2 separate regions of the Homo sapiens genome follow, and region 2 is linked to region 1. Evidence: chromatin loops called from intact Hi-C (ENCODE). Cell type or tissue: Calu3. All regions are shown on one strand. Links, peaks and the distances in the headings refer to the core of each region. The heading gives the core; the rest is flanking DNA.

Evidence for each region. Hi-C counts contacts between places; a loop is a spot of excess contacts. Peaks named below come from ENCODE experiments on the same cell type or tissue, not always from the same donor. Only the 100,000 strongest peaks of a DNase experiment are listed, where the experiment ranks them.
Region 2: it touches region 1 in a loop (1.9-fold over the local background); 1 of 110 quality-filtered maps calls a loop at or near these places.

Annotation. Positions count from the first base shown.
Region 1 is chr2:199,083,035-199,089,395 of GRCh38, reverse strand. No RefSeq gene overlaps it. Among named protein-coding and RNA genes, the nearest start is that of SATB2, 370 kb to the left of the region's middle. In Calu3, for the core only: no CTCF peak of the experiment used is centred there; a DNase peak (open chromatin) is centred at 3,915.
Region 2 is chr2:199,157,660-199,164,020 of GRCh38, reverse strand. No RefSeq gene overlaps it. Among named protein-coding and RNA genes, the nearest start is that of SATB2, 300 kb to the left of the region's middle. In Calu3, for the core only: no CTCF peak of the experiment used is centred there; a DNase peak (open chromatin) is centred at 3,100.

The DNA.
Region 1 (6,361 bases), core at 978-5,977:
GGGGCTCCTGAAAGAACCTGCTGCAGTGATGAATGCAAAATAGCTTGCTAAGACATAAAAAGCCATAAAATATATACTATAGTTACTGTCATTTTAGTACTATATGTTCTTAAATGTTTTGCTATTATCTTCCCCAACAGACTCAGCTGTTTGAGAAATATGAGTATAGTTATTTTTTGTTTTATATTTCCTCAAAGCAGCTAGTACAGAGGGAACAGACACTGAATTTATGAAACTTTTATTTTATTGAGTCATGTACCAAGGGTTTCAAACTCAAATTCCTACAGGGGCTACATGGAGAACATAAATTGGACCACAGTAGGAAGTGCTGAGAAATTATGGCCAAACTGGAGAATAAATTCTAGGCCTAAAAACGTTCAAATTCAAGTTCAAAAACAGTGCTGTGTGAAGTAAACAAACAATTAAAGGCCACATTCAGTAGCCTTTATGTTCCTCTGTGTGCTGTGGTTTATACAAATGTTATATGTGAGACAGAAACCTTATTTCTTTGCTCCATTCAAATTCTAGATGATTTTAAAGATGTAGGATATTGACAAACACAGCTAAGCCATCATAATAATTATCAGTAAACCTAAAATAATACCAAAATGTGTTGTGTGGCTGTGAGGGTGTAGTAAAGGATATAAGATTCAGCCTTAGAGGGTTATGCTTAGTGTAGATGTGCTTTCTGCATTTGCTTCCTATGTTAAACATGCCCTATTCATGGGCACCCAAGGGCTGATATCACTGTGCTACTTCTCATAACACAATTTGCTTTTATCTTGTAGATACTATGTATCATACCACTGATTGTATTTCTTTTTTTGCATGGTTCGTGGAATGTTCAGAGCCAAATTTATCACTGACTTCTAGAAAAGTATACCAGATCTCCTGTCACAGATACTGGATTCTAATTTTGTTTTAGCGTTGTCTTTTAACTCCTTGTTTTTCCTTCCCCTTTCTCCTGACTTATGTTTTTTTCTTATGCTGTTTTGCTTTATGTATCTTTGTAAACTACCTCAAAGTTTTTTGGACAAAGGTAATGTATAAATGACAGAAGTCCCAAAGTATGTGCTTTTGGAGATAAGAGAGTAATCACCTCTGTTATTCTTATTGTTGTTATTTACAAAGAAATGGTACATGCAGCTGGTGGAATATTACTTCTATAGCCAGACTCTTAACAAGGAACTGAAAAATGTGAGCTTTTCTATATTTTGCTATCCAGTAAGCTTTACTCAATTTTCCCTACACAATTTTTCAAAGAAAAAAATTATTTTTAATTAGAGAACTTTCTTTTAGGGGTCCGGGATGGTCCCTATTGCCACTTCTCGTATTTTTCTGGCTTTTTGCTTTACAAGACAAATTAGGATGTAATTCCTGGCCTCTTTTTGGTGGTGTGGGGCCATCTGTTTAGCTCCAGCCAATGAGATGTGACCGAAAGTGACTTGAGCATGTCACTTCTGGGCCAGAGCATTGAATTGCCCTTGTGAAACCCTGCAGCAATCTCCTTTTCTTCCGTGTGTCAACTGGCAACATCTGAAATGGTGGCTGCTCTATCTGCCAGAATCCCTGAGTGTCGACCACTGTTAACTTGTATTAGGGAGCAGAGAGTTTGGAGTACTTTGCTACCAAAACACAGTTGTGGCTATCTTAAGCAGTTCAAAGACAATTCATAACAAATCAAAGATTAGGGACATGGATTGCTCATCAATTGTGCTTACTTCTTGCTACGTAATTAAGATACAGGTGAGGATCCAAAAATAAGTCAAGTCGAAACAGATTTCAGAATTTGCCTTGGAATTTAAAAGAAAAAGAAGAAAATCATTCAGAATGAGAAATATTATCTTTCAGAAAGAAAAATCTCTTCTAAAACCTGAACACTCCCACTGCTCAGCTTTGCTTACATTAAAATCAAGAACAACAACAAAAAATGCTCCCTGTGACAGCCTGAGAATCTGGATAATATGTTTATACACTTTTCATCAATTCTGTATTGGTGATGCTTCCTACAGCTAGAGGTGAATGAGAATCTAGAGGGAAATTATGACTCAATTTAGCCTTCATTTGCCTCAACTAGACAGGCAATTTTTACATTTTCAGAGACTCAGGGGTGTTATTTGGAGGAGTTACTCAGGAATAAAGATATCTCGCCAGGCAAGAGAGGATTTAATGTTTTTGAGACACTTCTTTCTTCAATTCCAGTTTGCAGGTGGGACGGGGGGAAGGAAGGGGCATTAGAAATATCTAGATAATATCTGTGACTAAGAACAGGAAGCACCCCTCCAAGCTCAGCGAGTGGACTCTCAAAGGAGACAGATTGGCCACATGTCTTTTTGTGGTGGTTGTTTTTGAAGTATTTTGGAAAAAAGCATAAAGAAGGAGGAGCATCCTCCTCTGAATGGAATGGCTTTCATCAGATACTCCTGTATTTCCTGGGGTGCAGGCCTGGATGCTGGTTTCAAAAATCTGGTCTTAGAAAAATGATTCTCTTTTGCTCTTGATTTTAGGAAAAGGTGCTAGCCTATACTATAAATGGTGGTATGACTCAGGCAAACTGAGATTAGAGAGAGATAAAGACAGATATGTGGATGGAGACACAAGCAAGCCAGGTTTCCAGAAGCAAAAGATGATTATCCTTCATTAGGGATGTTTAAAACTCTTGACACTGTTTTTTGTTTTTTTCTTTTTTTTCTTTTGAGACAGTATCTCTTTCTGCCAGAATGTAGTGGCACAGTCATAGCTCACTGTAACCTTGAACTCCTGGGTTCAAGTGAAGCAGATCTCCCACCTCACCTTCCCAAGTAGTTGGGACTACAAATGTGTAATACCATATACCTGGCTAATTTGAAAAAAATTATTTTGTACAGACAGAGTCTCACTATGTTGCCCAGGCTGGTCTCGAACTCCTGGCCTCCAGTGATCTTCCTGCCTTGGCCTCCCAAAGCACTGGGATTACAGGCATGAGATTCTCTTGACATTCTTGAGAGGGCTTCTAGGGTGGGTGAAAAGGGAAGGAAGTTAGAAATTCTAATGTAATAATTTTTTTTTCTTATTTTGTAGTGGCCATATCCTCCATTGAACTGAGAAATTTTCACACCTAATTGATTCCTAATAGAAAATGAAATATGTATTCCCACAAGCAGCTTTAAAACATCTAAGATCGCAAGCAAAATTTTTCATTATAGTTTGCAAAGAAAACACTACATTATTTCTCACTTCTTAGTTACAAGTGATACATTAATTTCATCCTGTCTATATACATTAAGCACACATGTTGTATAGTATTTCTTATGAATTATGAATTTTGCTAAGTGATTACACAAAGACATATAAGAGTGTTAATTGTAATGCTCTTTATTGTAGCAAAATATTAGAAACCATCTACATATATTAAACTAAGAACAGGGTTAATAATTTACAGTATAGATATATTAAGCGATATTATATGCTCAGTAAAGTTACATATCACAGAAGGAATCTATATTTACCTGAAGAAACTGTGCTCAAAATGTTAAAAATCAGATTAAAAATAATATAATTCTTTTTTTTTTGTAAATAATAATTGTGTGTACACATGTAGAGAAAGAACTCTATGGTCGTTTTTAATGCTTTTTTCCCCAATGGTCATGCATTAACATTTTATTTAAAGTGAAAGATAAAATTAAAAAAATATATTTGGATTTTTAGCCCAGACCTCCCCTTTGAGCCACAGATTATGTTTGTGATATTTTCCCTCGTATGTTTTACAGGCATTTCCAAGTTAATGTGGCCGATGTTGCACACGATAAGTCTGTGCCAATCCAGTGCTTCCATGTCAGTAAACCACAACTCTGCTATTTCCAAATGAGTCAACTGAGGGTCAGTTTTGCACCGGTCACACCCACAGCCCAACCCTATTCTCCATCTAATTTATAACCAAGCTCTGTTTCCAACACAGATCCCCACACAGACTGTGAACACCTCTGTGTCTCTTCATCTTAAATGCATTACCTCATTCCACGTCCCATACCTCTTGTGTGACTTCTGGCAACACTTCTGTGCTCTCACCATCTTTTCATCCTTATTATTAGCCAGGGAAAGCTTTTGACACACCAGTGACCTTCCATTGCTCCTAGGGTATGTTAAATATTCTGTTATGATTTAGAGAGAACTGACTAATCTGGTATGCTGGTCCCTGGTCCCTGCCTTTACCATAGCCTCATATTGTATCTTGTTTTCTCTCTCTCTCTCTTTTTTTTTTTTTTTTTTGAGGTGGAGTCTCACTCTTGTCACCCAGGCTGGAGTGCAATGGTGCAATCTTGGCTCACTGCAACCTCCGCCTCCTGATTCAAGCGATTCTCCTGTCTCATGTTCCCGAGTAGCTGGGATCACAGGTGCCCACCACCACACCTGGCTAATTTTTTATATTTTTAATAGAGATGGGATTTTGCCATGTTGGCCAGGCTGGTCTTGAACTCCTGACCTCAGGTGATCCGTCCGCCTTGGCCTCCCAGAGTGCTGGGATTACAGTGTAGCTTGTTCTCTTTTGCTCACAAATCCCTGGACACTCTAACTTCCTCTCTCTTCTTGAAGTACTTCTTATCAGCAACTTCTTACCTTAGGGTCTTTGTACAGTCTTTATTCTTGAAATGTTCCTCTCCACTTTTCATATTTAATTCTGATGTCTTTTTTAGATGTTAAACTCTTCTTTTTCTTATCACATTTTATCACTATTTGAACTGTTTATAGTCTATCACTCCCACTAAAATGAACGCTTCCTGAGAACAGGAACTTAATTGTCTAGCTCATTATTGTATCCTCAGTGCCTAGCACAATTATTGGCACACAGTAGAAGTGCAATACTAAGTATCTGTTGGACAAATGACTACATGAATGTGTATTTGTGTCATTCAAATATTAAAATGTGTTTATACATTGGCCATTCTTAGGCTATGATATAGTTGACTTTTTCTTTTTCTACATTTCTTTTTCCATTTTTTTGGCTAGATAAGTAGTTGGTAATAAAGTAATTTTTCTATATTTTTTATTCTATAGAAAATGATAAAGTAAATTTATATTCAGATTGACAGCAAAAAAATTAATAGAAATTTTAATAAAAGTACAATGTTAACAGCCCTCAACCTTTGAAATATGAAGCATGCTGGGAAATGTTCTTTCATTTTGATCTATAGGAATTTAAAGGTATTAAACTTGCTGCAGGCATATTCCTTATTATTCTCTGAATGTAATAGAAACATATTGATAATTACAAGTTAAAATTGAATGTAAGTGCTATAGCACTCAGACAAAATCTATTCTCCAGTTCAGGAAAATTCAAATTAAATTTTGATCATGATATGTACATCAGATGTGAGCAAAATAATATTTTTTGAAATCAATGGGGATATTATGTGTAACAGAATAAATAACATTTAAATTATATAAACGAACCTTGACGTTATGATGATCCATTTGACAGCCATAGAGAATACTAGCAACTTTACATAGAAATTCAACTGCCAAAGAATTTAAAGCTCTTTCTTTTAAATTTGCAAGTTTTATTGACATAGAATTTACATCTTTATTTCACTGGATATCACACCATCCAGTTTTAACATTCCCTATATTTCTATTAATAGACTTTAGAATATGTGTGAATACATGTTATAGTTAAGGGTTATATCTAGATAACGTCTATCAATGTTAAGCTAATTATTGCATAAGACAACATCTTTCTTTAATTTATCCTTGTTGAGAAGATATTTGCATATTAAAGCATCATGGTATTTGGATTTTAAAAAGTTTAGTAACAATTGTTTATATTATAAAAACATAAGCATTTTATGCTTTTTATTTATGTTTATTTTAAATTAACTATGAAAAAAATTCTCATAGCTAATAAGTATAATTAGTAAGGTAATAAATGACAGCATAAATGAGTGGTATATTAACTAAATGTAAATATATTAATTCAAACTATGTATGTGTACATATATGTGATATTCTTTTTTCATTGAATGATTTTGAATAGGATGGTATATATATATATATATATGTATTCTTTTAAAACAATTAGAATTTTGCTATATACACAATTTCAGATCCTGCCATTTTCTCTGTCTTTTTTTTTTTTTTTAGTAACCCCTTTTAGAAGAAGATCCTGCCATTATTCTTATAGCATAATATCTAAGCCATTTTCCCATGTAATTACAATTTTCATCCTACATTCTTTTTTCCCTATGATTCCCTATGAAACAATAAATATTGTTTCATTATTTATATCAACATTTCCCTTTGTAGGATATTGAAGGTGAGTCTCACCTTTGTTAATATAAATGATTCTGAAGTGAATATCCTTGAGTCTTTCTGATTATCTATCTAG
Region 2 (6,361 bases), core at 411-5,410, 75 kb before region 1:
TGCTAGAGTTTGGATTTTACTCTGTAGCTAAGAACAGCTCATTGTATTTCAAGCAAAGCATTAAGATGATCATATTCTGCTTTTAGAAGAGTTGAGTAGCAACAGTGTGAAGAGAACTGCAGAAGGGTAGGCTGTGGGAGTGAGATGATGGAGAAAACTACTGCCATGGCCTAGGCAAGGCAAGAGGAGAGGATGAATTATGGCAGTGATATGGAAAGTGGGAATGCTATTTAGCAAATAGAATTGCAAAACACGCTGGCATGTGGGTGAGGTAGATTGAGGAGACTAGGATGATATGCAAGAATCTTAGTAACTGGGCAGATAACCATGAGAAAGTGCGTATAAGATGAACAGATTTTTGTGGAAGAAGATGAAGACCTTGAGGTGTGTGAGGTACATTTAAGAAGAAATGTTCAGAAGACATTATGTGTATGGGGACAGGGCTCAGAGAAGAGTGTAGGCTGAAGGTTCAAATTCGGGAGTCATCAGCATACAGGTAATAATTAATATCAAGGCAGAGGATGAGGTCACCAGAAAGAAGAGAACAGTAGTTTAGAACAAAGCATCAGACAATACTAAGATTTAGTGGTAAATAAAAAACAAATCTGCCAGAAAGAGTTCAGAAAATTAGGAGGAAAACTAGAAAAGACTGGACACAGGAACTAGGGGAAAGTTTTCAAAGAGGTTTCAATATAATCAAACACTGCAGCAAGGTCAATAAGTAAGAACTACAGGGGTCTTGAAATTGGTTCATGGAGACACTGTAGAGCATCGTTCCAGTGGCGTACTAGCAATGGAAAGTGGTATGTATGGATTAAGAGAAATGAGAAGGCTATGAGAGCCAATATAGATTAACTCGAAAACAGTGGCCTTCAAAATGTGGTTCCTCAATCAGTAGCATCAGCATCCTCATGTTCCAGGAAATGCAAACTGCAGAACGGCAAAGAAAAAACCTTTAGAATTGCAAAATTTTTGTATTTTTAAAAGGAAAGATTTTTATTCACAGAAGCCTGGACTTCTTTTAGCATATAATTTTGTTGAAATATAAATAAAATTATATTTTATTTATATTTTCATATTATATATGAATATATGAATATATAATATGAAAACATACAAATCAAAAGTTTACAGCTGCATGAATTTTCATGAAGAAAGCACACCTCTGTAAGTGCACCAGGATCAAGAAGGAGAATATTATTGGCACCTGCAGAAGCCACCTTCATCTCTCTCATTCTCGAGGATACAGTACAATGACTTCTAATACCATGGATTAGTTTTGCCTGTAGAATAGGCAACATGTAGAACATACTTGTTTGTAACTAGTTCGATATTACATTTGTTAGAGTTATTCTTGTTGTATTTGGTCTTAGTTTGTTCATTTTCTTTGGTGTATAGTATGCCATCTTATGCATATACTATAACATTTGAATGGACATTTGAATGCTGTCCAGTTTGGAGCTATTACAAATATTAGGTTGGTGCAAAATTAATTGTGGTTTTTGCCATTAAAAGTAATTTGCACCAACCTAATAGTGCTGCTAGTAACATTCCTCTGAAGGTCTTTTGCTAAATATATGTCTATATTCTAGAGAGATAAATAGAATTCTGGAATTCTAGGTCGTAGGGTAATGTATATCTGCTCAGCTTAGTAGATACTATCAATTTTCAAAGTGGTTGTATCAATTTACACTACTACCAGCAGAATATAGGACTTCTAGTTTCTGTATATCCTCACAAACACTTAGAACTGTTTATTTTTCTCAAATGGCCCTGCTGGTTAGAATGCAGTGGCATTGGATTTCCCCAATAACTTGTGAAGTTGATCCTGCTTTTCTATTTTAATTGACCATTTTTATAGCTTCTTTGAAGTTTCTGTTTAAAGTGTTTGCCCACTGTTCTATTGGATTGTCTGCCTCTTTTCTTACAGGGCCTGGGTTTTTGAATTTCTAAAATCTTAACTTTCTATACCTTAGAGCATGTACTTTATTGCTAAGCAAAATGTGTCAACAAATAGCACACAAGATAAGCTACCTGACTGAGGTTTAGTCCCCTTAAGCAAAGGCTAACTGATAATCTAAAATACAGCAGCAGCAACAACAGCAATAATGCTAATAAATGGTGGAAGCTACAATTTAATATATTCTTACACTATATGAAACACTGCTATTTTCTGAGAGAAACATCCTAATATGATAAGAAAAAAATGTAGGGGGAACGTTGACGGTTAGAAGAGACAAAAACAACCACATTTATTCCTAGAAAAACTGAAAACCACATATGGACACACACAGAAAGAATATGGGATTATTTAAATCTCAATGTCGATTTTTAAGACGTCATTATTATAGGAAATCAGATAAACAGATTATTTAAGTTTTCAAGTAATGAATGAACCCATGTTGTCCCCAATTTACTAATTATCTTCTTGCATCATAGCTTAATTGTTCCCTAATGAATGCCTTGCCATTTTCAAATATTGATTAATGACGTTTAAAAATTCATAATTTTCTGACTTCTTTGTGTAGATTGGTTTAGATACACAGACTCCAGTTACACATTCTGGGTGGGGCACCCCCAAATCTAATAAGGACATTGTTAATAAAACTATTACACAACCCATGCTAATTCTGGAAAGAGATGCAGGAAAGAATTACAAACTCAGTGAATGAAAAACAGTCTCCTACATTTACATGTTTATCCTTGCATTTTTTATGTTAAAGGCCAACAAAAAAGAGAAAAAAAATCTGGCTTGGTAATTGCTTTCAGCTCCCTTAATACCAATATGTTTAGCTCCTTGCACTGGGGTGTCATCAACTGCTGAAGGGCCATACTATTTTAGATTTGCAGCTCTATTTTCTCCTAGTTGTATAAAGGCATTGTTTTTAATTAAAAAAAAAACATTTCATTTTAGGGACTTAGATTCCTGTCCTTTAATCTGTCTGAGTTGTCTAGGTCTAGTTTGCATGGAACCCACTTACACTTGCTTATTTTTAGGCCATTAGTGGGTACCATTTTCTATATTAGATTACCAGCACTCTGGAGGGTAAAGACCATCCAATCCACATTCTCCATGATTTCGAAATGGGCTGAGCACATCTGCCTCTGTGGGTTAAGCACACATTCTGAACTTGGCCTTGACCTCATTAGCACATAGTCCAAATCACTGAATTCCCATTAATGACTGACCAGTTGATTCACTGATGACTAATTTATCCAGTATTTCCTTCTTTGCTGGCCTCAGGTTGGAATTCATAAGCCCTCTGGAGAGAAAAAACAATTATTGAAACTAGATTCTCTCTTTCTTTCTTTTCAACATCATTATCAATTCTTCCCAGAGAGCACTCCTGAGTACCACTTTTGAGTTCAGCAGACACTGATTTGAATCCTTCCTTTGCCATACACTTAGCAGCAGTGCGACCTGGGATAGGTTAGTCAAAGAAATTGACCCTGAAGAAGGCTCTGCATATGGGGGAAGAGTGTAAATTTGTTAATATGTACAGAACACTTGGTGCAATGTCTTTCATGTGGTAAACACTAAAAAAAGGTGGCTAGCAATGCTGTTATTATGATTATACTCACAATAACCTTGGAATAAAATTACAGCCCTTTAAAAATGGAAGAGAGTAGAAAGATAATGTGAAGAAACAATCTGAGGTCCGGAGACATAAAGTGACTTTTTCAAGGTTACATAGTTTATGAATAGCAGAACTGAGACTGAAACCAAAATTTTCTGATTCCTGGACCAAAGCCCTTCCCATCTCGGCAGATGGCTTTCCTACGTAATACGACTGAGGTCTCCCATAGTTAGAAGCAACACCCAAAGCTTATGCTATTAAATAAAGAAGATATAACAGACAAGTTGAATGCTATGTTAAAATACAGCTTCCTGCAAGGGATCTGAGAGACAAGGCCAGATTAGATGAGAGGTCAAAGAAATGCCTGTTTTGTGGGGCCTCAAGCACAAGAGAGCCTAATAATAGAGACAGGGTGATTTAAAACCCTGCTTATGGAAGTAATTAATTAATTTCAGGAAAATGTCCATATCACTGCCAATGGCCACCATCTGATCACAACTAATTATCTTTCATAAAATATAGATATTCTTTCTGTGGGTTTTTGTTTATTTGTTTTCAAAAATTTTGCTGGAGACATGCCACTGTACTCATTTCTACTTTGGTTTGCTCCCTGGGAGCAACTGAGTTGAATCTCCAATCCCTGGTAAAACAAAATTGACATTTTTCTTCCAGTTTCTAATTTCCCACCACAATAGTAGACGCAAATATATGCATTTAGCCTGGAATTAAACCCTGAGAGACTCTAACTAGCACCCTAACTTGGGAAATTGTCTCATGGATGCTGAATGGCAAAAGGTCAGAGATAGAGTATAAGACTGTGGATGGGTTTATTATGTAATAGCAATGTGATGCACAGTTAATACTTTACTGGTATTTCTTAGATCATCAATATACATATTTTAGATAGTTGATGTTTGTGGAAATGTATACTTGCTGAGTGTACTGAATTATTTTATTGGCACACACATTGTTTAATAGGTGGTTGCATATGAAATTTAAAGTAGTTTTTTCTAATTCTGTGAAGAAAGTCAATGGTAGTTTGATGGGAATAACACTGAATTTGTAAATTACTTTGGGCAGTATGGCCATTTTCACGATTTTGATTATTCCTATCCATGAGGATGGAATGTTTCTCCATTTGTTTGTGTCCTCTCTTATTTCTTTGAGTAGTGGTTTGTAGTTCTCCTTGAAAATGTCCTTCACATCCCTTGTTAGCTGTATTCCTAGGTATTTTATTCTCTTTGTAGCAATTGTGCATGAGAGTTCATTCATGATTTGGCTCTCTGCTTGCCTATTGTTGGTGTAAAAGAATGCTTGTGATTTTTACACATTGATTTTGTATCCTGAGACTTTGCTGAAGTTGCTTATCAGTTCAAGAAGTTTTCTGGCTGAGAAGATGGGGTTTTCTAAGTATAAAATCATGTCATCTGCAAACAGAGACAACTTGACTTCCTCTCTTCTTATTTGAATACCATTTATTTCTTTCTCTTGCCTGATTGCCCTGACCAGAACTTCTAATACCATGTTCAATATGAGTGGTGAGAGAGGGCATCCTTGTCTTGTAACAGTTTTCAAAGGGAATGCTTCCAGCTCTTGCCCATTCAATATGATATTGGCTGTGGGTTTGTCATAAATAGCTCTTATTATTTTGAGATATGTTTCATCAACCTATTTTACTGAGAGTTTTTAACATAAAGGGATGTTAAATTTTTTCTGCATCTATTGAAATAATGATGTGGTTTTTGTCTTTGGTTCTGTTCATGTGATGGATTACATTTATTGATCTGTGTATGTTGAACCAGCCTTGTATCCCAGGGATGAAGTCAACTTGATCATGGTGGATAGGTTTTTTGATGTGCTGCTGGATTAAGTTTGCCAGTATTTTATTGAGGATTTTTGCATCGATGTTCATCAGGGATATTGACCTGAAGTCTTCCTTTTTTTGTTGTGTCTCTTCCTGGTTTTGGTACCAGGATGATGCTGGCTTCATAAAATTAGTTAGGGAGGAGTCCCTACTTTTCAATTGTTTGGAATAGTTTCAGAAGGAATGGTACCAGCTTCTTTTTGTATTTCTGGTAGAATTCATCTGTGAATCCATCTGGTCCTGGGCTTTTTTTGGTTGGTAGGCTATTAATTACTGCCTTAATTTTAGAGTTTGTTATTGATCTATTCAAGGATTCAACTTCCTCCCAGTTTAGTCTCGGTAGGCTGTATATGTCCAGAAATTTATTCGTTTCTTCTAGATTTTCTAGTTTATCTGTGTAGAGGTGTTTATAGTATTCTCTGATGGTAGTTTGTATTTCCATGGGGTCTGTGGTGCTATCCCCTTTATCATTTTGTATTGTGTCTATTTGATTCTTCTCTCTCTTCTTCTTTAATTTGTCTAGCTAGTGGTCTATTTTGTTATTTTTTTCAAAAAAAACAGCTCCTGGATTCATTGATTTTTTGGAGGGTTTTTCCTGTCTCTATCTCCTTCAATTCTTCTCTGATCTTAGTTATTTCTTTTCTTCTGCTAGCTTTTGTATTAGTTTGCTCTTGCCTCTCTAGCTCTTTTTATTGTGATGATAGGGTGTTGATTTGAGATCTTTCTAGCTTTCTGATGTGGACAATTATTGCTATGAATTTCCCTCTTAACACTGCTTTAGTTATGCTCCAGAGATTCTGGTACACTGTCTCTTTATTTTCATTGGTTTCAAAGAACTTCTTGATTCTGCTTTAATTTGATTTTTTAACCAGGAGTCATTCAGGAGCAGGTTGTTTAATTTCCATAAAAGTGTATAGTT